Linked DNA regions of Mus musculus: regions 2 and 3 are each linked to region 1. The links are chromatin loops, found by intact Hi-C in ENCODE. Cell type or tissue: heart. All regions are shown on one strand.

What was found. Peaks named below come from ENCODE experiments on the same cell type or tissue, not always from the same donor. Only the 100,000 strongest peaks of a DNase experiment are listed, where the experiment ranks them.
Region 2: it touches region 1 in a loop (8-fold over the local background); 10 of 42 quality-filtered maps call a loop at or near these places.
Region 3: it touches region 1 in a loop (10-fold over the local background); 10 of 42 quality-filtered maps call a loop at or near these places.

The regions. Positions count from the first base shown.
Region 1 is chr17:49,396,733-49,404,732 of GRCm38, forward strand. No RefSeq gene overlaps it. Among named protein-coding and RNA genes, the nearest start is that of Gm41594, 22 kb to the left of the region's middle. In heart, a CTCF peak has its summit at 3,607 (motif pointing left); a DNase peak (open chromatin) is centred at 3,569.
Region 2 is chr17:48,463,374-48,471,373 of GRCm38, forward strand. It overlaps Unc5cl (unc-5 family C-terminal like), which reads left to right. Exons shown (of 9, transcript NM_152823.4): 5 at 1-90; 6 at 204-271; 7 at 1,069-1,169; 8 at 1,543-1,656; 9 at 3,943-5,313. The coding sequence ends at 4,165. Among named protein-coding and RNA genes, the nearest start is that of Unc5cl, 12 kb to the left of the region's middle. In heart, a CTCF peak has its summit at 4,364 (motif pointing right); a DNase peak (open chromatin) is centred at 4,308; H3K4me3 peaks cover 1,264 bases; H3K27ac peaks cover 428 bases; H3K27me3 peaks cover 3,146 bases.
Region 3 is chr17:49,895,869-49,903,868 of GRCm38, forward strand. It overlaps Kif6 (kinesin family member 6), which reads left to right. Exons shown (of 23, transcript NM_177052.3): 19 at 1-14; 20 at 5,384-5,431; 21 at 5,893-5,982; 22 at 7,708-7,802. Among named protein-coding and RNA genes, the nearest start is that of Gm16555, 78 kb to the left of the region's middle. In heart, CTCF peaks have their summits at 3,133 (motif pointing left), 3,361 and 6,596 (motif pointing left); no DNase peak of the experiment used is centred here; H3K4me3 peaks cover 931 bases; H3K27ac peaks cover 306 bases; H3K27me3 peaks cover 2,995 bases.

The sequences.
Region 1 (8,000 bases):
GCAAGTACTGAGAGGAGAAATATGGACTTGCATTTGTCTCTTGGGCTTTCTACTTCTCCAAGGAACCCTGATCTGAAGGAATGACTGATATGCCAGAGTTCCATGGAAATAGCATCTACTATCAGACTAAAATCATGGCAGATCAAGTAAGTACATTCAGAGACTCCGAGGAGTCAAGCACTATGTTTAAAGTTTGAGGTCTCTGCGTGGGGTCACTCTAAGACTTTAAAATGAAATGACTTTGGACCTTTCCTCAGCTTGCATAGCATCGTCTTTCCTAAAGTCAGGGAACACTCACTCTTGAAGGTTAGATTGTGAAAGAGGGTGCACCTTTAATGAGTTCTAGTAAGCTAACCCCATTTTTCATGGAGAGGGCAGGCCTCTCGTCCAGGTCAATGTGAAAGGTGCAACTCAAAACTTCAGTTTTTGATCTCTGGTAGTTGGAATGGCTTTTGGCTGACACAACTCCTTCATCAAAATCATCGTCATCATCACCATCACCATCACCATCACCATCACCATCACCATCACCATCACCATCACCATCATCATCATCTTTCTCAGCAGCCACCCTGGAGTCTTTTGCTTCCCCAGCAGAATCCATAGTTCTATGAGAAAGAAATCAAGCTGAGGTGCTGATGCTGGACAGTGAAATCATTTAGGACCTGGGAAGCCCAAAGACTGCATGCAGTCCAGCAGCCACCAGACTCTAGAACATCATGAATGTTCAGAACTGTATGTATTTGTGCAAGTGTGTCTATCCATGAAGACTAAAGCGCTATTGTGCAGCACCGCAGGCAGGGACTGTAGTCCTCCTGGAGCTTCTGGAAGGCTTAGGGAGAAGCACGTGGACGATTCAGTGATTTCACTGGGCTTCTATCATATTAAAGATGTTTTAGGTTACACCAATGTCAACCTCACGTCCGAGTCTTGGCTGCCCAGTGGTTTATTTCGTGCTCATGGTTCAGGTCCATATCGAGCTGACGAGCACAATCTCATTACACTCACTCTGGGGGGACAGTTGCTACGTTGAACTGGGCAGGTGATAACCCTAGAAAGAACATTCTGGAAAAAGTCTATACCAGAATTAAGTGCTCAGCTCTAAACTAGAAGCTCATCCTTTCTAGCCATCTCCACTTACAACACATTGGCTGAGCTGGTTCTATGATCCTGACCAACTACAAAGGACTCAGAAATATAGTCTTCGGTGCGCCTGCAACATACAATTAACAGCTGTGTTAATGGCCGTCACTCATATTCCAATGAAACAGAAGCCCAGATTTCTTTTCTTCTTTCTGTGGACCTTAATTTCCCTGCTCACCGCTTCATCTGCCTTAGTGTCTTCCACTGCCTCCAGCTCTTATTGGCTAAGCCAATGAAAAGCAAGCCAACCGGGATAATAGAGAAGAAAAATGGATAGAGAGGAAAGAAAAGAGATTTCTGACTAAAGTCAGGGGTCAGAAAGGTGGCAGTGCTATGCTTAGACTACTTCCTGCTGATTAAGGGTATCAAGTCCCTTGAGTGAAGTCTGATCTTTGCTCTCAGGATATCTAATTTCTTCTTGTTGTTTCTTATTTGCCCATACTACTTAGCAAACCACAACCAAAAACAACCCATCCATCTCTTGGGGCCCATTGATGTACCCTCTGAAAAGTCTCCAGAATTCCAAACATCACATAATCCCAGAAACTATCTGCAGCTGGCAAAATCACAGCCCACTCAGAGCAAGAGGCAAATCATTGTAGGGATAGTTCTGATGTTAAGGTCCTGTTCCCCAACTGGTTCTTGATCTGTCAGTAAAGAAGCCATGGGCCAATTGCTGGGCAGAAGGAATAGGCAGGACTTCCAGGTTCCTGGAGGCAAGCAGACAGACACAAGGAGAGAAGAGTGAAAGAGAGAATTTGCCATGCTTCTGAGGGAGAAAAGGTGACCAGTCACGAGAGACCTCAGACAAAGTGGCCACAGGCCACTCCTACAGGCAGGCAGTTGGGAGTGTTTAGCTGGGACTAGATATAACTGAGCAATTAAAGTTGAGCTCAGGTGAAGAGGTGCTCAGCTAAGAGTATTGATAAGGGCATGCTTCTCCAGGCAGGGAATAAGCACCACCCAGCAACTGGGCCAAAAAGGTTGAAATTGAACAATGTATGTCTCTATGGTTTTTATCTGTGAATTCAAAGGAATCTGGGTAGAGGCTGGGAGTGTGGCCCATTCCCAGAGCTTAGGCGTGGTAGCAAAAGCTACACGCAACAAATCATGGTCAACTGCTATGGACAATCTGAAGCAGTCCCATATCCCCACACCTGGGATCAAAACAAGAACACTTTCTCAGAATACTTCTGTGTTTTTAAAAGGAACCAAAATTTCAGAATTCTTACCTTCGTTACCCCTGGCTTTCAGTTTCACTGGGAATTAATATCTCCCAAGAGAAGGGAGATGTCTGTGTTTCTCACTATCAACGGAGAAAGAGAAGACAGTGAAACTTAAGTATATCATTGGAACAGGTTTCTGGAGGAGAGATTCTCGTATTTTCCTTGTGTGTCATTCCTTCGGTGGCCAGTGGCTGTGTTCTAGTATTCTAGAGAACCAGGTGCTTTTACGCCAGCAAAGGTGACTTTAATTGAGAAATAAAATAGAGAGTCAGTGTTTGGTGATGGTGAACTTAGCCTAAAGTGTCTTATTCTATCCATTTCAGACGTTTCCAAGGTCAACATCAGAGAGAGAGAGAGAGAGAGAGAGAGAGAGAGAGAGAGAGAGAGAGAGAGAGAGAGAGAGAGAGAGAGAAACACAATCTCCCAATGGAGACAGAGGGCTCTACACTCAAAGCAATAGAGAATGTCTGCAAGAATGTTCCAGAAATAACCTGTGATCGCCGCTTATCCAAAGCCCCCAGCTGCACCAGCAACCATCCTGTGCCAGTAACACTTCTTTCCTGTCTAAGGATATACTTAATTGGATTTCTGTCACAAGCAAGAGCCCTGACTGCTTTGGTAGGGGATTAGGAAGAATGTGTGTGCAGTTCTGGGTTCCTGGCCATCATACCACCTTCGACCTAAATCCCTGACTATTTGGATTAGGTAAAGGAATGGCAGAAAGTCAATAGTAATCAAATCTCCCTAAATGGGTCACGAGCAGACGACGCCATGCCTAGCTCAGGGTAAAAAACATTCCATGGCAGAATTTAAGGAGCTTAATTTGCCAAGGGGGTAGTTGGGTAATTTTGCAGCATGAGCTACCCTTATGTGTTTGAACCCCATCTCCTGTGCTGTGGGGAGCCAAATTGACTACTATTCTAGACCCCCAGCCTCCTTATCAATTAACATTCAGAACAATTCATCTGCCTTAGGCTGGTATCTCTTGGTTTTGTGTGGTAGAATGAAGAGATTAGGTACTATGAATGACTTCAAAGGTTCTGGAAACAGATTCTGCGCTGCCCCTATTGTCTTTTTAAAGGGGTGAAGCAGAGATGAAGGGAGCAAGGCTTGCCATTGGCAAACCTCAACCCAGGGCTCTCACTGGAGAGTCTTAATACTCAGCTCAAAGAGAATTCCTGGAAGGCTTCCCTGACTTGTGGACTAATCAACACTGCCACCTAGCGGGCATATTTGGAAGTCACCCCTAGCTTCTATACCTGATCAATCAGGAGGCTCCAGGATATCCTATCCTCTCTGCCTAATGCAGTGAGGCTCTTTTATACCCAGGCTCTTTGTGCCAGATCTTTGTGCTGTTGTGTATGTGAATACTGTTATCTATATAGAAATGGGGCTCCTTATTCTTCATCAAACAAATCAGATACCACCTGTGACTCCTGGCCTCCATTCATCCACTTGAGATAAAGGTAAGACACACATATTGTCCCGCAAAGTGCCATTTTTTTTGGATGTCCTACTGTTTATTTTTAATGCCCTTCAGAAACCTCGTGTTCTTACCTGATGATTCTGGGAACTGTCACTCATGCTAGCTTACAACTTCAGCCCAGACTAGGTATCTGCTGTTGATTTTGTAAACCATGTTTGTAACTTATTTGAGATTATATGCCCTTTGTAGTTCTTCAGGAAGATCACAGGGCCTCCCCTCCCCTCCCCTTGTTTGATGAGCCAGCAAAATCCCTGTGAAATACAGGGCTGTTATCCATGCCTGAGAGAACCACCATCACTACATGTCCTTCAATGTCTGGACTGCTTGTGTCATTGTCGGGGTGTCAGATATTCAAAGGTTGCTATTCGGAGGGCACCCAAGATGCCTTACCACTGGCAGTTAGCATATCTCAAATGTTGAAGCTATGGTTCAATGCTTGCATACTCTGTATCCTATGGGGACATGGGAGGACCGTTTCTGCTCTGCACTCAAGGGCTAGAAAGCTAGCTCATGGAGAAGCTCACCCCACTCCCAATTCTACTCATTCATCTCTGAACTTGTTCAGGAGTGAATTGCTGTTCACCCCTTTCTGTGGGAAGCCACATGTGCCATTGCAGGGTGGCACTGGCCACCACTGGCCACCACTGGCCACCACGCATACATAGGCAGTAAAGTTTTTTTTTGCCAAGATGAGGTTTTGAGAATTAACCAATCAGATGAGAGACAAGTTAACCAATCAGATGAGAGAGAAGTTAACCAATCAGATGAGAGACATGTTAACCAATCAGATGTGAGACATGCAAATGAGGTGGTAAGCATAACCCATGCATAACCAATCTGGGTGTGAGACACGCCTCTTCTAGGCCTATATAAGCAGCACCAGTTCTGGGTTTGGGGTCTCTTCGCCTCTGCAAGCAAGCTCTCCCAATAAACGTGTGCATAAGGATCCTGTTGCAGCGTTGTTCTTGCTGGCGAGTCAGGCGCACGCAAGACCTTTCTTTAACCCTGGGTCAGAAGAACAATGTCTCTCATAGGGTGGCTGGGCACCATCTAACAAAGCCAGATGTAATTCTTTTCTCCCTCAATACTCCAGTGTTAAGTTTGGCCAGGCCATAAACCAGGTAGGAAAACTATAGAGCCCACCTTACTGGCCTGTTTCTTGTCCAGAGTGGAAAGGGAAGACAGTGGTGAAGCCTCCGATATAGGTTCCAGGCACTATCCCAGACAGGCTTATTTAAGGAGACACTTGAACTGCCATCTACTTATAGTGTGTTATGTTCACCCTAGAGCCCAATGTGGGAGGGAGGGTGGAAGCAGGGAATGAGCAGAAGATAGCAAGAAGAGTATCGTCAACTCTCTATTAAAACAAATGGAAAGTGTCCACAGTTCACTCATTTAGCGATCGATCTCTCTCTCTCTCTCTCTCTCTCTCTCTCTCTCTCTCTCTTTTTCTCTCCTATGTGCAGGCATGCTCATGTAAGTACAGGAGCCTGTGGAAGTCAAAAAATGCATCAGGTCCCTTGGAACTAGAGTTGCATGCAGTTGAGTCATCTGACACGGATGGTGGGAACCAAACTGGAGTCCTCTGCAAAAGCAGGGAACAATTTTAACTGCTGATCTTTCCGGCCCCATTGGATGGTCTCTTACTATGACTCCCTGCTTACTTTCATGCAACGCAAAACTGAAGTTGTTTAAATTGAATGATTTGATGGCTTCCCTTCCAGGATAATGAGTGAAGCCAAGTAGGGACAGGTCCTTGTTTTATGTACATTGTTGAACCAGCGTTTTAACAGCTGCTATTGTAAAAATAAATCCCAAAGATTATGATGATTCTTTCCTGCTGATTGAAGACTCCATCCTGATTTTCTGGGGATTTGGACCTTTCTTCTCCACCCTCTCCTGGGAAAAGTTGTGAAGATGGAGTATTTGGGGAGCGTCTACATGTGCAAAACTTTAGCTTTCACCTGAAAGAAGGTGAAGGTGTGGCTACATGCAGCAGTCTGTATTGCCGTCTTTGTGTCAGATGGAGATCAGTTCTATATAGAAAGCTCCTTTACAAAAAATAACAATATTTTTCAATGTACAAGTATGGGTCTGTGTGCACAGCCACGTGTATATAAGAACCTGTGGAGGCCAGAAGAGGGTGTAAGATTGCAGAGTTGGAGTGGCTCACAGTGGTGAACTGTTTGATATGGGCGCTGAGAATTAAACTCCATTTGCCCTACATAAACTACAAGCACCCCTCACTATTGAACCATCTCTCTGGTCCTATATTTGCAGACTATCATAGAATGTCCATTACTTGAGAAACCTACATCTTATCATGGTCTCATTTATGGATAGATACATAGGGTGTTAATTTAGACAACCTATAAGCAATGAAAGAGAGCTATCTGCACCTTGAAAAGAAACAGCAACAATTGGAAAGGAGGCCTCCTATTGATGTAATTGGGGGTGATGCGAGTCTGAGGACATTGGGCCACTGTTAAATCACACTAACTTAGTTTATATATAATTCCTTTCTCTTAGAATATCCAGCTTATTTCTCTGGGCCTGGGCCTCCCTGATGCCAGAATAAGAATCCTGAATAGATAAATCATTCGCCGTGTCTTCAGCTGGCCACTGAGCCATTTCTCACGGCTTTGGGGCTTTTGGATCCACACCTTCCTGTCTGCTCTTTAAGGCTTTAGGGCCACCTCTGCCTGTCTGCTCTCTGTGGCTTTTAGGCCCACCTCTTCCTGTCTGCTCTCTGTGGCTTTTAGGCCCACCCCTTCCTGTCCTCTCTCTGCTCCCTAGGCCCTTGAAACATGGTGACTAGCTGCCTCACTCCCCTGCTGCCGTGTGTTTCTCATGAAGGACGGCATCCCTTCTCCCCCTCCTTCTACTTATGTTTTATTTTTATTAGATGTTTATGTACGTTTTGTCTGTGTGTATGGATGTGTACCACATGTCTACATTGTCCTTGGAAGCCAGAATCCCCTGAAACTGGAGTTATAGGTGGTTGTGAGGCACCATGTGGGTGCCAGGAATCCAACTCTGGTCCTCTGGAAGAGCATCCAGTGCTCTTGAACCATTAACCCCATCTCTCCAGCCCCAACTGCATCTGTTCTCAAAACAAGCTCTTTCAACCTTAAGTTGCTGCTTCTCAAGTGTCTGGTCACTGCAATGAGAAAGATCGATAAGAGACATATGTCCATCTGTCCTCTGTGTAAGGGGCCCTCCTTTGGCTGGTTCTTCATGCTCTGTGCCCTAACAGGCAACTTGTCCTTCTTACACTTCAGGCTAGCCAGGTTCTAGAAGAAGTGCCCATCTGGCTTTCACACACAGGCATTCCCTTTAGTGGGTAATTACATATTTTGAGCATGTACATTTAGAAAATAGAGGCAATTTGCACCAAACCAAACTCTCTGTAACACAGCAGGCTATCTAAGCACACAGCTCACCTTGCAAGCCTGCAGAGCCACACACACCTGGTGTGGAATCCTTCCTCTCCAGCGTTTCCTCTTCACCACAGGAATCTTGCCCAGTTTTTCCAGGCTGCTCTGAATGTCTCCTGTTCCAACCATCAGGACCACAATGAAGTCACTAAACCCTCTTTCAAACATATAGTTCTCAGGAGTTCAAAATAGGGCCAGATGGTTTTTCTTTTTCTTTTTCTTTTTCTTTTCTTTTCTTTTCTTTTCTTTTCTTTTCTTTTCTTTTCTTTTCTTTTCCTTTCCTTTCCTTTCCTTTCCTTTCCTTTCCTTTCCTTTCCTTTCCTTTCCTTTTCTTTCTTTCTTTCTTTCTTTCTTTCTTTCTTTCTTTCTATTTTAAGTCTCAGAGGAACAGAATGGACAGACAGGGTGGTTCAAGAGGGAAGAAAATCATCAAGCCATAATAGCAAAGAATCCCAGCCTTTAAGCTTAAAGAATCCATAAAATATTAAGCAGAGAGAATTTCTAAAGTGTCACACACACTTGGATACATGCCGGTGACATTTCAGTATCTGTAGGATAAAGGAAAGATTTCAAAAGCTTTCAGAGATGAAAAATGTGTTCTTTTCCCACAGAGGACCAAAAAATCAAAAGGACAGAAGACCTCGTCAGCAATCCCCAAAGCTAAATGGCAGGGGAGTGAGCCCTCAGAAATCTGAGCAAGGCGTGGAG
Region 2 (8,000 bases), 930 kb before region 1:
TGGATGATAGCAGTAGCCAGCTGGTTCCACATCTCCACATCTGGCATGGAAAGTGCCCCTTCCGTTCTTTCTGCTTCCGGAGAAAGGCAGGTAGGAAAGGAGAGCCCTGTTCGATTCCTGTTCTTCCCTCCTAGATACCCTGCTCTGCAGCCCTACCTACCCTGAGTCTTTTTCTTGCTCACCCATCTTGCTTCTCTTTGTAGCCAATGGGAATGAAGAGTGCTCGGCATTAACCAATGAGATCATTGTCACCATGCACACCTTCCAGGATGTGAGTTGTGCAGAGGCATTGAGGAAGGGCAGGGCCTTGGAAGGTCTAGGAAGGGGGATGGCTCTGGCACACATGGAGTAGGGTCCTAATTACAAAGCAAGGTAGTTAAAGAAGACTATTTATCATAGAGCTACCATGCCAGATCTTTGAAGGACTTAGACCACCAGCTGGCCCCCTAGCTACCCTCTATCCCTGAGCCCTTTCTATGGGTAGATGAATGCATCAGAAGGTTCAAAAGACTCAAATCTGACATTAACTCTTTCTTCCAACTTAGGACAGCTAGGGGGCATCTGGGAGACTTAGCCTCCTCCAGGGTGACCATCTCTATCTATCTTGGGGAGGGGGGTGATGAGAAGGAGGGCTTGAGCAGGTGGAAGGGGGGTATTATTTCCTCCTCCTTCCTCCCTCCCACAGCTTCAGGGAAGAGATGAACATGTCAGGTTTGAGAGTGTTTGGAAAACCAAAGTAGCGTGTTGGAAGCTGAGGGCAGGCAGCCTCACACTATCATTTGGGGAGGACAGCTGGAGGTCAGGCTTGGTTACTGGGTGGTGGCCTGTGTCTTCTTGTCTTCTGCCAGCCTAAGATGCACCATGTGTGGCTTTATTGTTCTCAGGGGCAAACCTGACTGTGGGGTTCTGGAGTCTGGGAGGCAGAGGGTCCAGGGTACTGGGTAGGGAGGGGGCTGTAGCTTCTGGTGATACAGGTTGCAAAAGAGTCATGAGGAATGGAGGGGGGCTGAGAGGAGGAGTTTCCCATGACCCCCCTGAGTGTGTTCCCTGTCCCGGTTGGTGATTCAGGGCTTGGAAACCAAATACGTTGAAATCCTCAGATTCCAGGCATCGGAGGAAGAGACCTGGGCAGTGCCCCCTCCTGTCTCCCAGCCACCCCTGTGCAACAGGTGAGCAAAGGTAGCTTTGGCTGCCAGCTGGGGGAATGTTTGCCAATCCTGTCTCAGCACCAGTAGGTAGAGAGGATGGGTGTGTGTATTCTTGTATGTGGTAGCATGGAGGCGCATGGAAGTCAGAGGTGAATCTTGGGTAGTGTTGAGGTAAATTTGGAGCTGTAGATGGTCAGCAAGCCCCAGAAATCTGCTGGTCTTCTTCTCCCCCTGTGGCTGGGTCACAAGTGCAGGCTACCACACTAGACTGTTCATGTGGGTGCTGATGATTGAACTTGGGACCTCATGACTGTGTGTGGCATCGGATTGAACTGTCCGTCCAGCCCTTGGGCTTGGAACCTTCCTTCAGTAAACACCCTGTTCCCTGCCCCAGGCTGCCCCCAGAGCTCTTTGAGCAGCTGCAGATGTTGTTGGAGCCCAACAGTGTCACTGGGAATGACTGGCGCAGACTGGCCTCCCACCTGGGTCTCTGTGGCATGAAAATCCGGTAAGCAACAGGCACATCTTTAGTGAAGTTCGAAGGTAGGCTGGGGTGGGGGGACTTCCCAACATCCTGGGAGCTGGACTAGGGACAAGGGGATGACTTGAAAGTTAGTGAACACCTACTGAGTCCCTCCAGAGTCCCTTTAGTATAGCTCTTTCTGCCGCTTCTACATCTTCAAGGTCCAGAGTGATGGTCACCAGACACACAGGTCTTTATACTGGCCACCTCTTTTATCTGTATTTCCGATGAAGTTGAAAAAACAGAAATTGATAAAAAGATTTAAGTCTGGTTTAGCCAAACTGGGGAGAGAAAGACTCGAATTTCTTACCACCATCTTACAATTTAGTCACAAGACAAAAACGAGAAGATAGGTAGACTCTCTTAGGGACTGGGTAAGGTGACTTGGTTCTAGGTTGCCCTTGGGGGTCTCAGTTCTCTACTGCAGAGACAGTTTTATTTTAATCATTATTCAAGTCCAGGGCTGAAGGAAACTGATGAACACTAAGATTGCAGTTTTTGTAAGAGTCTCTGGGATTGTTTGGGGCAGTGGTGTAAGAGGCTACCACCTGTATGTCTGAGCTTGACCAAGTTCCTTGTTCCCAGTTCATTCCTTGGATAGGGGAAGAGTGGACACTGTTTATACGTTGTATGTGGACGTCAGTTTCCAGCTCACACTCCTCTATGCCTATTCTATGAATTTTGAAAGTGAAAGAGAAAAAGTAGTGACAGCCTCACAGTTGAAGAGGAGGGTCCCAGGTGCCTCTGCAGAATTTAGAACACTTAGCTTTCTCTCCAAGACTTCAGACCCATTCTTTCAGCATGAGATCAGTTATATGATGTCTGTTGATAGTAAGTATGCAGTAAATATTTTACAAGGAATGAGACAAGCCACTGGTACTAGCTTGCCACACTGTGGCCCAAGGCACGGAAAAGAAGATTATAGGATGATGTGTATACAACATGTAGCTGATGTCGGTCTCGTAGTAGGTGTGCAATAAATATTTCACAAGGAACGATACAAGTCACTGGTACTAGCTTGCCACACTGTGGCCCACGGCACAGAAAAGAAGATTATAGGATACTGTGTGTACAGTGTGTAGCAGGAAGCCCGTCGCTTGTTAACACAGTAGGTGTTAGTAATCATGGTGGCAGTGCAGCTGGGGCTCCTGCCAAGGAGCTCACAAAGGGATCGGTAAAAGAGCCTTTCTGTGCTAGGCCCTAGAGTCCAGGCTGTGGATGCTGTCGTCAAGAGATGAGCTAGAGCCAGACCTTGGAAGCAGAAGAGATTTAAACACTTGTCAAGTGTCTGTCTATGTGCCTGGATCCAAAAGTGAAATAGGTTTTCACCTCCTAGGAGCACAAATGATCGATAACAAGGAACTCTGAGAACTTGAGAATAACAGCAAACATTCCTTGTGCCCCCCGCCCCCCCCCCCCCCCCGCCCCGGGTGTTCAGTATTGCAGAACACTGAAAAGAGAGATGCAAACAGTTGAAGAAGAAAAAAAATAACCAGAGGACGGCAGAATTGAGAGTAAGACAGGATGCCAGAGAGGAAACCATAGAGGATGCTCTAGCTGCGGGGAGCAGCAGAGGTGCTGAGTGGGGGGCAGAATATGCAAGCTAGGTTAGAGGTGGGAGGAGGCGAGGGCAGGTCAGAAAGGCAGGGCATCACCAGGTGGTGGGTGAAGGAGGCAGGCAGGAGTAGACTGGCTGCTAAGTAAAAGGGACTCTGAAAGGCTCGCAAACAATGGAGGGTCGTCAAGGGAACTATGAGCGTGATCCAACACAAAATCATAAGCATACTTAAAGCATGAGGTTTTTTTGTTTTTGTTTTTAATGTTCATGGTTCTCGAGTGTGAGTTTGTAGCTAACACCTGTCTCCGTTTGCTTTCTATTGCGGTGATAAAGCACCATGACGCAAAGCAACATGGGAAGGAAATGGTTTATTTGCTTATCATTGGCGGCAGTCCATTTTGAAGGAAAATCAAGGAAAGGGCTCAAGGGAGGAATCTAGGGGGCGGGAACTGATGCAGAGGCCATGGAGGGGTGCTGCTAATTCCCTTGCTCTCCGTGACTTGCTCAAGCCTGCTTTAGTCTACCACTCAAGCTGACTTAAGAAGAGCGGAGCGCAGGCTCCTCTCAGCTTGCAAAGTCCCACCCTTCCGGGGAGGTAGACAAGGCTAGCGGGAGCAGAGCTCAGGGGTGGGGCGCAGAGGTACAGAGTGTGTCTCATACTGCTCTTGAGCGCTCTGCTCTCCTCTCACCACGCCCCTGTCCCGTGGAGACAGGTTCTTGTCCTGCCAGCGCAGTCCCGCCGCGGCCATTCTGGAATTGTTCGAGGAACAGAATGGCAGCTTGCAGGAGCTGCACTATCTCATGACCTCCATGGAGCGGCTGGACTGCGCCTCTGCCATCCAGAACTACCTAAACCGGTCTCCCCGGGGCAGCCCTGACAGGTTGCATGGAGGCACCTGGGAGAACCATGGCCTAGAGCTGGATGAGAAACTCTAAGCAGACTCCACGGCTGTGCAGGGTGCTTCAAGAGGCCATGCCATACCGTGCCATGCCTTTGAGCTCAGGATCAATGCCACAGTCTCAGGTGGACCGAACTGGAACCCGCAGCAAAGCCCGACAGCCCTGTCATCTGCCCTGCATCAGGATAGCTCTTAATCCTGCCGGCCAACTTTGTCCTGCGTGCAGATTCCTTCTTGGTCGGTAGGGGGCGCGGGAGTCTGGGAGATGGTCACAGCCAAGCAGCTTCTGAGATGCTGCTTAATTTTCTTGTGGACCTGTGGGCAGACCTCAGAGACTGCTCAGTCCACAAATATTCATGGAGCGCCGAGTCTCAGCACCAAGCTGGGATCATGAGGAACGTCGGCTTCTTTGGACTTGTCTTGGAGTCTGTTCTGCGAAATGAAGATGCACTCCCAGCCGGCTGAGAGCAACATTCTAGACAGTGTCTCCCTGTGGTTAGGAGATGTCTTGGGTGTGTAACTTTGTTGAGAAGGGAGGGCCCTGCGGTGGACTGGAACAAAGAGAAGTCTCTATAGAGGGTCTTGGGAGAGAACTTTGGCGGGGGAGGGGGCTCACCTCATTGATGTGAGGAATGGCCTCTTCTCCCTTCATCTCTTCACTTGCAGCTCACACTTTGTCCTCCTCCTCAGCCTTGTTTCTCTCATCACACAGGAAGCTGTGAAGCCTCAGGATGCGCGCCCTATGTCTCTCCACCTCCAGCTGAGAGTGTTAAGTTTCTGGCTGCCTTTTCTTGCACTTGCCCAGCTCAGAGTTGGCCTCTTTACTGTTGCTCATGTCTTCACATTGCTTCGTCTCTATCTAGTTATGGAATCCCATCTTTGTGTTTCTTTTTCTATTAGGAAAAAAAAAATCAGTCACTCCCTCAGGCAAGTGTCTGAGCTAATGCTATGTATTTCAAGGCTACTGAAAGAGCTTCGGCTATTCCAGGAATGAATAAGTAGAGACATTTCTCTCACAGATCAAGTTCCTCCTTAGGGGCAGGATTAAAGGACCCCCACCCCGCTCCGATCCAGTCAGCAGTTCTGGCTACTGCTACTCTTGCTTACCGATAGTTTTGTTCGTTTGTCCAAAGGTATACAATCCCTTTGGAGATAATAAAATTTCACTTGCACATTTAATGAAAATACTGGTACTTTTGAATGGTGAGCAATATTAATTATTAGATATGAAAATGCCTTTCTTCCTAACTTTGTTTTGCTAAGATTGACAAATTTGGACGTAGGTCTAAATTTTTAGTTTTTAAATATTTTACATGTGTGGGAATGTGTATGTGTGAGCGCAGGTGTCAGTGGAGGGTGGAGAAGAGGCTGTTGGAGGTGCAGGAGGTTGTGGATTGCCTGACTTGGGTGCTGGGAGCTGAGTTCTGGCTGTTCTACAAGAGCTGTATGTGATCCTTAAGCACCGAGCCGTCTCTCCAGCCCCCAGTGACTTGGGATCATAAAATCATCCGAATGAGCATTTTGCAATTTGCACTTCTGGTTTGAAAACAGACTGGTCACTCGGGCAGCTCGTTCCCCATTCTTGAAGCAAGCCTTCAGATTTGGGGCACATGTTTCCTTTTTCTGCAAGCCACACTTGTCATCGTCCCCCCCACCCCCACACCTTATTTTCCCGTCTCCCATCTCTACTGCTGGGCTGTCCAAGTGGGTGCCCTGGCTCAGAACTGGCCATTGAAGGGCACTTTCCTCCTCTCCAGCTGCCTTAGCTCCTTCTCTGCCCTGCAGGCCAATCAAAGGCATTGTTGGAGTCCTTTTGGAACAATCGATTTTATGTAGCAAACTGAAGCCACAGGGGTTACAGGAGAGTGGGGTTGTGGGAGTCCTGTTATTCATTACAGGAGAGAATGCTTTCTGGCTTGTGTTAGGGTTCGTTAAAGGAACAGAACTATCAGTTTAACAGAACTAACAGTGGTGTGTATACTTTAAAAACCTGTTTCTTGGATTGGCTTATAGAATATGATTGGAAAAATTCAACATGGCTGCCTTCACACCAAAGAGACTTGAGAACCTGGTGGTGGTTTAGTGCCTATGGCTGGGTTCCTTAGCAGTCCCAATTTGTGTCAAAAGTCTAGATGCTTCCTGGAGAGCCACTTTGATCCTCATTGAAAGCCTGAAGAAGGGAAGGGGAAATCTGGTTTTGATATCAGTGAAGAGTTGCAGCCACCACAGCAGCAACAGAGTTGATGAACTTGTCAGCCAGAGTGAAGGCGGGCAGGCAAAGGGCAAAGCCTTTCCTTTTGCTTTTTCTTTTTATCAGAGATGCCTCTGGAAGGTGCCCCTGAACCCTCCCTCCGACATGTAATGGGTCTTTGCCACTTCAAATAAGAATATCAAAGCCAACCCATCATAGGTGCGCCCAAAGATTGCCTTGAAGTCGATTCTAGATCCAGTCAACTTGACAGCCAAGATTAATCAATCACAGACTGCCCAGACAGTTTCTCAGAATAAGTTTCTAGGGCTGGAAAAACGGATCCTTGTGCCTTTGACTAGAAACCATTGGTGGCTGCTTATGACTTCACTTCCAGTCCCTTTCCCTGACAGGATACCTGTCTGGTCCTGGGACACAAACTCAAGTCTCTGTTCTCATGAATGTCAGAGAGGCCTTGTCTAATCTTGCTCCCGTGGGGTTAGAGTCTGGGTACATGCAGGGGGAGTCAATGGGTGATGTGGAGTTAGAGCCTCCAGGGTTCATAGGTACACGTGTTTCAGTTTGCATTTACAACGCTGGTGATAGACATATGAGATCCAGATCTGTGTCATCCAATTGAAATACAACGAGAACCACATGCAAGTTCATGTTTCTAAGAGTCACGTAAAAGAAGGTAGAAAGAGGGATGCTGAGATGGTCCAGAGGTGCTTGCCGCCAAGCCTGACAGCCTGAGTTCAATACTGGGGCTCAGCTGGTGGAAGGAGAGAACAGAGATTTCTACAGATTATCTTCTGACTTTCACACATGCGTTATGGTACAAATGTGACTTCCTGCCCCACAAACAAGCGTAATAAAAACTTAATGTTAAAAAGAGGCATGGGGGCTGGTGAGATGGCTCAGTGGGTAAGAGCACCCGACTGCTCTTCCGAAGGTCCAGAGTTCAAATCCCAGCAACCACATGGTGGCTCACAACCATCCGTAAGGAGATCTGACTCCCTCTTCTGGAGTGTCTGAAGACAGCTACAATGTACTTCCATATAATAAATAAATAAATCTTAAAAAAAAAAGAGGTATGGGCCATCAATTTGGATAATATATTTTGTTAAATTTAATATGTCCAGGATGTTATTATTTCCACATGCAATCATTCAAAAATTAATGACATATTTAAAAGATTTTAAAGTTTACTATTTTGAATTAATTTGTGTGTGTGTGTGAGAGAGAGACACAGAGAGAGAGAGAGAGAGACAGAGACAGAGACAGAGAGACATAGAGCAGGCAAGTATGAGCTCAGAGGACAACTTTTGGGAGTCTGTTCTCTCCTTCCACTGAGGGTTCTAGGCATTGAATTCAGGCTCAGCCTTATGTAGCAAGCACTTCATTTGCCGAGCTACCTCCCTGGCCCTCACTTACTATTATTATTGCTATGTCATTGCTGTGTGTGATGGGCGCACACATCCATGGAGCCCAGAAGGAACTCTGTGGTGTTGGCTCACTTCTCTCACCTTTCATGAGTCCCAGGCACTGCGCTGAGGTCTCTGAGCTTCGAGCTGAGAACCTCTACTTACTCAGCCATCTCACAGACCCATTAGTGTATTTCAAGTTATTCTCTATATTAAATGTCTGGCATCTGGGATGCGTTTTATAGCTATGGCACATTTCT
Region 3 (8,000 bases), 500 kb after region 1:
CTCTCCAAGAAAAGGTCAGGACACAGTCATTGGCCTGTGTCAGGTCGCCCAGGAAAGGCTCCCTGCCGCCTCCTTGAGACTGTATTGCCCTTGCTGTTTGACTGGTTATAGCGCCTCCAGCTGGTGGTCTTTAAGCTCTTTTGAATATTATCCCTTCAGATCCTCTCACAATCAAGTCAGTACACCTACCATCCCTGTAACAGGAGAAAAGTTGTGCAATAGTGTGAGTTCTGGTCCTAGCCACCTGAGTAGGAAGGGGTTGGCTAAGCAGGACCAGGTACAGCTCGGGAGGGGCGTGGTCTTGGAGGGGCGTGGTCTTGGAGGGGCGTGGCGGGGGAGGGGCGTGGCGTGGGAGGGATGTTTGGGAAGAGGTAGCAGAGAGAGTACTCAGTCCATCAGGACTCAGGCAGTTGTGACAAGGGTATTAATATCCCTTGTCCTAAGGAAAATTAGGAGATAAATGGGCAAGTTGCGGACAGCCTCCCACAGGGTTGCCTACGTTGCAAATGCCTATAGCACCAGCTCCCATGGATCTGATGCCTTCTGGTTCTCTAAATGGTAGAGAGATCAAGTGGGGACTTGGTGTCTCTGCACACCATGGTCTGGTCTCTTACTAATCATCCAATACAGATGGCAGAATCTCTCATATCTACACCCACCCCATCCCCACCCCCAGCCATCCAACCCGGACTCAGCCCTTCCAGGTCAGAGGTTGGGACAATGTGAGTGGGGCACCCATCTCTGCCATCAAGGGGCCAGCTTGAGGAACACCAAGCGCCCCTGTTCGAAGTCTGAAGTGAAGCTTTTTAAAAAGACACAAGAGAGCAGGAGACATGTCCTAGAGATTAAGAGTAGCTGCTGCACTAGGAGAGGACCCGGGTTCAATTCCCAGCAAGCACATGGCAGCTCACAACCATCTAATACTCCAGCCCAGGGAATCTGATGCCCTCTTCTGATCTCCAAGGGCAGCACTCATGTGTACATGCACTTATACACATTTGGACAAAGCACACATACACAAAATGAAAGCAAATAACTAGATAGTTGTAAAAATTAAAAGAATAAATAAGATGCCAGGGGCAGGCAGCATGGCTCAGGGGGTAAAGGCACTGCCACGAATCTTTGTGACAACCTCAATTTAATCCCAATGCCCCACATGGTGGAAGGAGACAGTCACCTCCCGCAGGTTGTCCTCTGCCCTTCACACAAATGCTGTGGCACACATGCACACGCACACACACACTTTTTTAAAAGGTGTCAGACAGTGCCTGTAGAAGCCTGAGGGAAATGTCACACAAATCTCAGCAAGGGACATTCTACAAAATACCTGTCCGGTACAGCTCAAAAGTGGCAGGAAGTCTGAGCATCCTGAAGCCAAGCTGAGGCAAAGACGACTTGACAGCTCCAGATAATGTGGAGCCCTGGGTACTATGCTGCAGCCAAAAGAAGGAAAACTTCAGAGCTGCCACATTCAGGTGTGCGGCCTTGAGTTCAGGGCTGGCTGGGTGAGGGCAGCAGCTGCAGAAATGGGCAGGGCATCCTGGGGACTGTCTGTGCTGCGTTTGCAAGTCTCCGGAAACTGTCTTTACAAATCCAGACTCTTGGGGCTGGAGAGATGGCTCAGCCGCTAAGAGCACTCGCTGCCTTTGCAGAGGTCCTGAGTCTGGTTCCAAGCAGCCAGCCCAGGTCTTTCACAACCCCACTGGTAGCTCCAGCTCCAGAGGAAAAGGCAAACCCCACAGGTCTGGCTTCTGTGGGCACACACACACACATACATAATGAAAAATTAATATTTTAATTTAAAAAAAAATCTTACCTAAAAAAAATTGTTCTGGTTGACATTCGCCCAGGCCTCCCAGATCATGCCAGGCTGTAGTGCCCACGCTTCCGTGGCACTGTGCTGCAGGAAACAGTGCCCACCTCTCACCACAGAGAAACAACTGCGTTTTGTTGGGATGCCTGGATGTTTTAAAAATAAATTCAGTAAATTCAGAAACGAAAAAGACAGTAAATGGAACTTTATTAAATTCTTAAGAGATGCCACTAGGCTGGAGAGATGGCTAGACAGTTAAAAGCCACCCTGCTCTGTGCTGCAGGCACAGATCCCAGCACCCACTTTGGGTTGTTCACAAACACCAGCAACTCTAGTTTCACAGGATCCAATGCCATCTTCTGACTTCCACAGGCATCCTTAAACAAACGTGTGCATACACTCAGACAAACACGCACTCACAAATAAATAAAGAACCAACGAAATAAAAATAAAAGGACTCCGGCGTGGTGGTGCACGCCTTTAATCCCAGCACTCGGGAGGCAGAGGCAGGCAGATTTCTGAGTTCGAGGCCAGCCTGGTCTACAAAGTGAGTTCCAGGACAGCCAGGGCTATACAGAGAAACCCTGTCTCGAAAAACCAAAAAAGAAAAAAAAAAGAAAGAAAGAAAAGAAAAAGAAAAAGAAGGATGTACAAAACAGAGGATATTTGCAAAGTGCACACGTTACAAGAAACTTGTCCCAAAATATACCCAGGACACTTAAATGTGCAATGTTTACTAATGGTAACTAATAGTTAATTAGTAGGGCTGGGCTTGGTGGCGCACACCTTTAACCCCAGCACTTGGGAAACAGAGGCAGGAAGATCTGAACTGTGGTATCCCAGAGTGGGGGGCAGCTCGGGAACTGGGAGTGCTTTCCCTCCACACTTCACAGGGTGCCATCCTCCTGCCTGAGTCGCCTGAGAGGATAGACCAGGCAGCTGAGCTCTACAGGAGCCCCTGGTTGCCGCTCTCTTCCTGGTGGTCACATCCCTCCGCCCTGTTGTCTGGCTCACCTCTCACACTCCACTATTCGGTCCTGGACCTAAGCAATGTGGCACCCTGAACATTCCCTGGCAGCTAAAGAAAGCTAAACTGGGAGTCCATCACGTGAGAGGGCCGTTTGACAGCCAGTGGCTTATTCCCACAGGTCCACTACTGCTTCTAAACTGCCCTTAACCTGCTGTGAAGGTAGCACCTGTGGGAAGAAACCCCTCTTTCCATATTCCAGGCTTTCCCCAGCTTCCTCCTGGTTCCTCTAGAAACCCCAAAACTATGGCAGCCATTCACTCAAGAAGCGTGTGCAGAGTCTGCCACCTTGTGGTCATCTCTGGTCCTGCAGTACCCCACATCAGCCCCAGCAAAGAGGAGCTCCAGTCTCCCGTTCCCCCTCTAGGGTGCCACAGAGACACTTTAGACAGCTAGGGGATGAGCACGGAGGTGTGAGGGGCGGGGGGGCTGGGAGCCACACACTCTGGCTTTCCTTCCTGTCTATCCGATTCACAGTCCTGAGCCTGTGGAGACAGCCCCAGGGTAAAGAGGCCTCATCATCATGTCAGGTGGGAGAGCAGACGGTTGGCATTAGGCAACTAGCCAAACTCATATGTGGGAAAGCAAGCTGTGGGCCTGATCGAGGGCTTGGAGAGATGACAGTGGACTTACTAAGCTATCTCTCACGTGTCTGTCACCCTGGCCCACCTCCCTACCTGAGTGTCGCCCAGCTATAAAATGAAGGTTCTGACATGTCAAGCCCCTTTCACCTCTGACAACACTCTTCAGTGGAGCATCCCAACGTAAGATCAGAGGCTCTCCAAGTCCATATGGCAGAGCATATTGCAGGATAGCCTAGAGAGACCGGGAGCAAACGGCAACCTTCCTGTGCTCCTCCACAAGAGGGATGTGGAGATCCTGCAGCCAGGAGTCGTGGGCAAGGAGCACACTGCAGGCAGCAAGGTACTGGATGTGGATCGTGCATCCACAAGCATGCAGTGGTCATCAGAGACCATGCAGGGGACCCGTACAGTCAAGGGATAAGGTGCCTTCGGTACCAGCAGCCAGGAGCCAGTCAGTGGGTCAGGACGGCTGGGAGCACAATGGAGGCCTCCCAGGTGTGATAGCATAGGGCTCCGCTTTGTAATCCCTCTCCACCTCGGCTCACATCTCTTAAGATGAGGATGATAGCGCCCTCCTCTGACCACAGAAAGGCCTCATGTCTCAGTTTTCCCTTGCTGTGACAAAACAGCTTGACCGAAGAAAGGTTTATCCTGTCCCATGTTTTCAGAGGTTTCACAGACTGAGGTCAGCTGGAGCCAATTGCTCTGAACTGAGGAGAGACAATGTGGGCTTGCCTCAAGGAAGGATTGGGAAGCAGAGACAGACAGACAGACAGACAGACACTAGAAGCCAAAGCCATGCCCTTCCCGCCTCTGCTGGTAACCTACTTCCTCCATCTTGGACCCACTTCCTGATCTCTACCGTCTGTCTATTAATAATGCCATCAAATGGGGAATCCATCAGAGAATGAGGGCAGATCCCTCAGGATCCAGTCTCTTCCCCAAAGCTGACAGCCATGAACATCTCTGAGGGGGATGGACACTTCCTGTCCAGGTCGCAGCAGGGACTAAATTGAAACAAGATTGAAACCTGGAAAAAAGTTAGGGACACAACAGAGGAAAGAAGTCCTCACCCCAGAATCCGTTGGATGTGGCTTACCAGCAGAACGGCAAGGACTCCAGAACAGTTAGCCACCACTTACAGCCTCTCTCCTCCCAGATAAGTCTCCCGATGCCTAGGACTCTCACAGAAACAGGGAAAGGACATGTCCTAAACCCCTTGTGCAGCCCTAGTGGCTCTGCTATCACCTTATCCGACTATCACTTCACCCATCCCATAATCCCCATTTCTCAGAGGAGAAAGGAAGGGAAAGGCTCCGGTGATTTCCAAGCAATCTTTTGAGATATAACTGCAGAGCCGCAGAAAGGTTTAAATGGCTAATGCTAAGCCAGTCGGCTGTGCTCCTCTCTTGAGGACAGGGTACCCACATGTGACACCGCTCACGTTCTGAGGCTCCTCCCTGCGCAGCCCACACCTCTGTTCCTGGGTACACACTTATTCTCCAGTCACGTGCCTTTTTTTAATGCATCTATGAACCCACATCTCTGCCTCATAAACTGACTAGTCCTGAAATTCTTTCCTGAGCCGATACCCGGGAAGGTCTAACGGAGTGCCTTAGACTTCTGAGGGCGAGTCTGGGTCTCTGCCCCTGCACTGCCGGGCCAAGGGGCGTGGCCTCTGCAGAGCCGCGCCAGCGGGCGGAGAGCCCGGTTGTTGACATCTTCACAATCACCACCTGCTTGTCCACCTTCTTCAAGACGGCAACGCTTTGCTCTGACAATGAAAATCACCCAGGTCTTCTCGAGTTGCTGTCAGCGTCTGGGTGGCTCACTGGCCAGTAGGTGGTTGGTTTTTCAGGTACCGGGGAACACACCAGGATCTTGTGTGTACCTGATAAGCTTTCCATCACTGTGCTACGTCCCACACTCATTTGCTTTTCCACATTTGTTTGGTCACAGTTCTCGAGACTTGGAAGTTGAAAATGGAGCTGGCAGGCTGGAGGTCTGGTAAGGGCCCTGCCCTCTCCCACAGTGGCAGGGTCAGAAAGCACTCCTGTTTCGTTTGTAAAACTATCAACCCCGGTCTTGAGGGTCTACAGCCTCGTGGCCCCATCTCATCCCAAAGACTCTGTCTCCATCACTTTAGGGGCAGAGTTCGGGGTACATGGATGTAGCTCTTCCTGTGGGCTCCCTTCTGGGTGTATAGACACGTCCTTCTTGCTGTGTCCTGACCCGCTGACCTAGTCTGCCTTCCCAGGAGGACACTAGCCCATCATGAGAGCTCCACCCACAGGCTCTCATCTATCTAGTCATTATCTGGTCATCTGTCTACCAGGGCGTACCTCTACATGTCATCACCCTCGGAATTAGGGCTTTCCCATAGGGATTTGGAGAGAACACAGTCAATTCACCAAAGCCGCTATTAGCCCTGTGTTTCTCTTCGAACTTCCTGTGACTTTTTTTTTCAGCGATAGGAATGCCAGAAGAATCCTTCCCTCCCCCTGCCCCAACCAGCAAAGCCAAGAGCCCAGTGGCTCCAGGGTCCTGGTGCAAGATAGGTATGTATGTACCCTCTCCTCTAATACTGTGACAGCTCTGTAGTGGGCAGACTGGGCCCTAAGGTCTACTTCTCCAACCAGAGGGGCCCTTGTCCACCCATTGCTATAGGCAGAACCTGGCGCTGACCTCTGCCCTGGTAGCTGGGAAGCTTCTCCCCCCCCCAAACACACCCACATTCTTCTCTTGCATCCAAACTCTCAAAACAGGAGGATTTCTCCCCAAAACCTACGAGGCCTGGTCAGAGTAGCTCCCATCAGGAGATGTATAAGATGAGCAGGTGTGGTGCTACACACCTTTAATCGTAGCACTTGGGAGACAGAGGCAGGCAGAATTCTCTAAGTTCAAAACCAGGCAAGTGGAACTCTGTAAGTTCAAAACCAGGCAGGTCTATATAGTAGAAATTTGTCCCATTCCCCATCCCCTCTGAAAGCCAGTTAGAGAAGCTCTGAAGAGCCCTCTGCCCACTACTACAGAGAGCTGGGCAGCTTCCCTAGGAAGCTGGAGCCCTGATTAGGCTAACAGAGTTTAAACGGCCTCTTGCCAGCAAGGGCTGTTGGAACCATGAGACTAGAACCCTAGTCACCTATCTGAGCTCTTCTCTCAGAGCTACCTCAGGCTGAGTGCACCCTCTACTGGTGGACCTCACCATCTCCCATTGCTGTTCCTGAACACCCACCCTCTACCCTCCAACCCCCCCCCCCCACCGCCATGCAGCCCCTGAGCAGAATTCTACAGATAGGGTGCCCACCAAAAATCACAGTGACCAAGAACAAACTCGTCACCCGATTGTCCAAGAGCGCACTCACTTTGTGGCGTCCTTCCTAGGCATGAGACTGGCAAAGCCAGGGGGCTCTCTAAGCCAGATGAAGAAAGAGCAAAAGAGGAGTCAGTACCCTCACCTTTTCAGAAGAATATTTGCATCTCACACAACTCTTCTGCTTACAAAGGATTCTGGGAAATGTAGTTTTTAACAGTCGCACTTTAGCTAAATATGGTTGTGATCTGAAAGAGATAGAGAATAGCAGCCTCTGCCTTGGGGGCAACTAGCTACACCTTGTCAGCCCTGCGTGGGTACAGGGGAGACATCATCAAGATGTCAAACTGTGCTGGGTGCCAAAGGAAAAGTAGGTAGAGTGTGATTGGTTTGAGTACGTCTGGGATGAGAGAATACAAAGGCTGGAGATGACGGGACGGAGCAAGCATCAGTCAGCTGTGTAACAGCATCCGGGGCAGCCTCTGGGAGTGGGAGCAGCTGGAGCAAAGGCCCCAAGACTGGACCCATCAGTTTATCGAAGTAGAAAAATAAAGTCCAGGAGTGAACCAGGGTCAGGGCTCTTAGGACCCAGGAAGTCATGGGGCAGGGTTTAAAATCTATTCCAGGAGTGATAAGAAGGGGGTACACCATGAGGTTTTCACAGAGGAACTGGAAAGCTGGAGGGTCAGATGAAAACCAGGTGCCCCAAAAGAGAAGAGCCGGCTCAGTGGGTAAAAGCCTACACAAGCCAGTCTGATGGCCTGAGTTTCATCCTGAAAACTCTCTGTAGGAGAGAACCATCTGCCACAAGTTATTCTCTGACCCCGCCCCCCCCCACACACACACGCACACATGCACACACGTGCACACACACACATGCACACTCACTCACTACACCCGGGTATAAGGTGTTGTTGGGGTGCAGTGACTTATAACATTGTGATGCGTGTTTGTCCTCAATCTTGGAAAGGCCCCTATCATCCATCCCTCTCACTGGAGACAGCCAGACAGACTCCGACATCCTAGCATTCATCAAGGCCAGACAGAGCATTCTACAGAAGAAATGTAAGTACACAGCCCCTGGGGACCCCTCTCTTCTGTCCCAGGCTTGGGACTAAAGCAAGCAGGAAGCTGCAAAGGGAATCTCATTAGCTCGTGCAGCCACGGGCCTGGCCTGTCACCCCTCGTCCCAGGGGTCAGGTGTGTGGGTGAGTGGCTTGGGTGCCCCTGCTGCACCTGGCCAGACTCCCTCTCCCTGCTCCT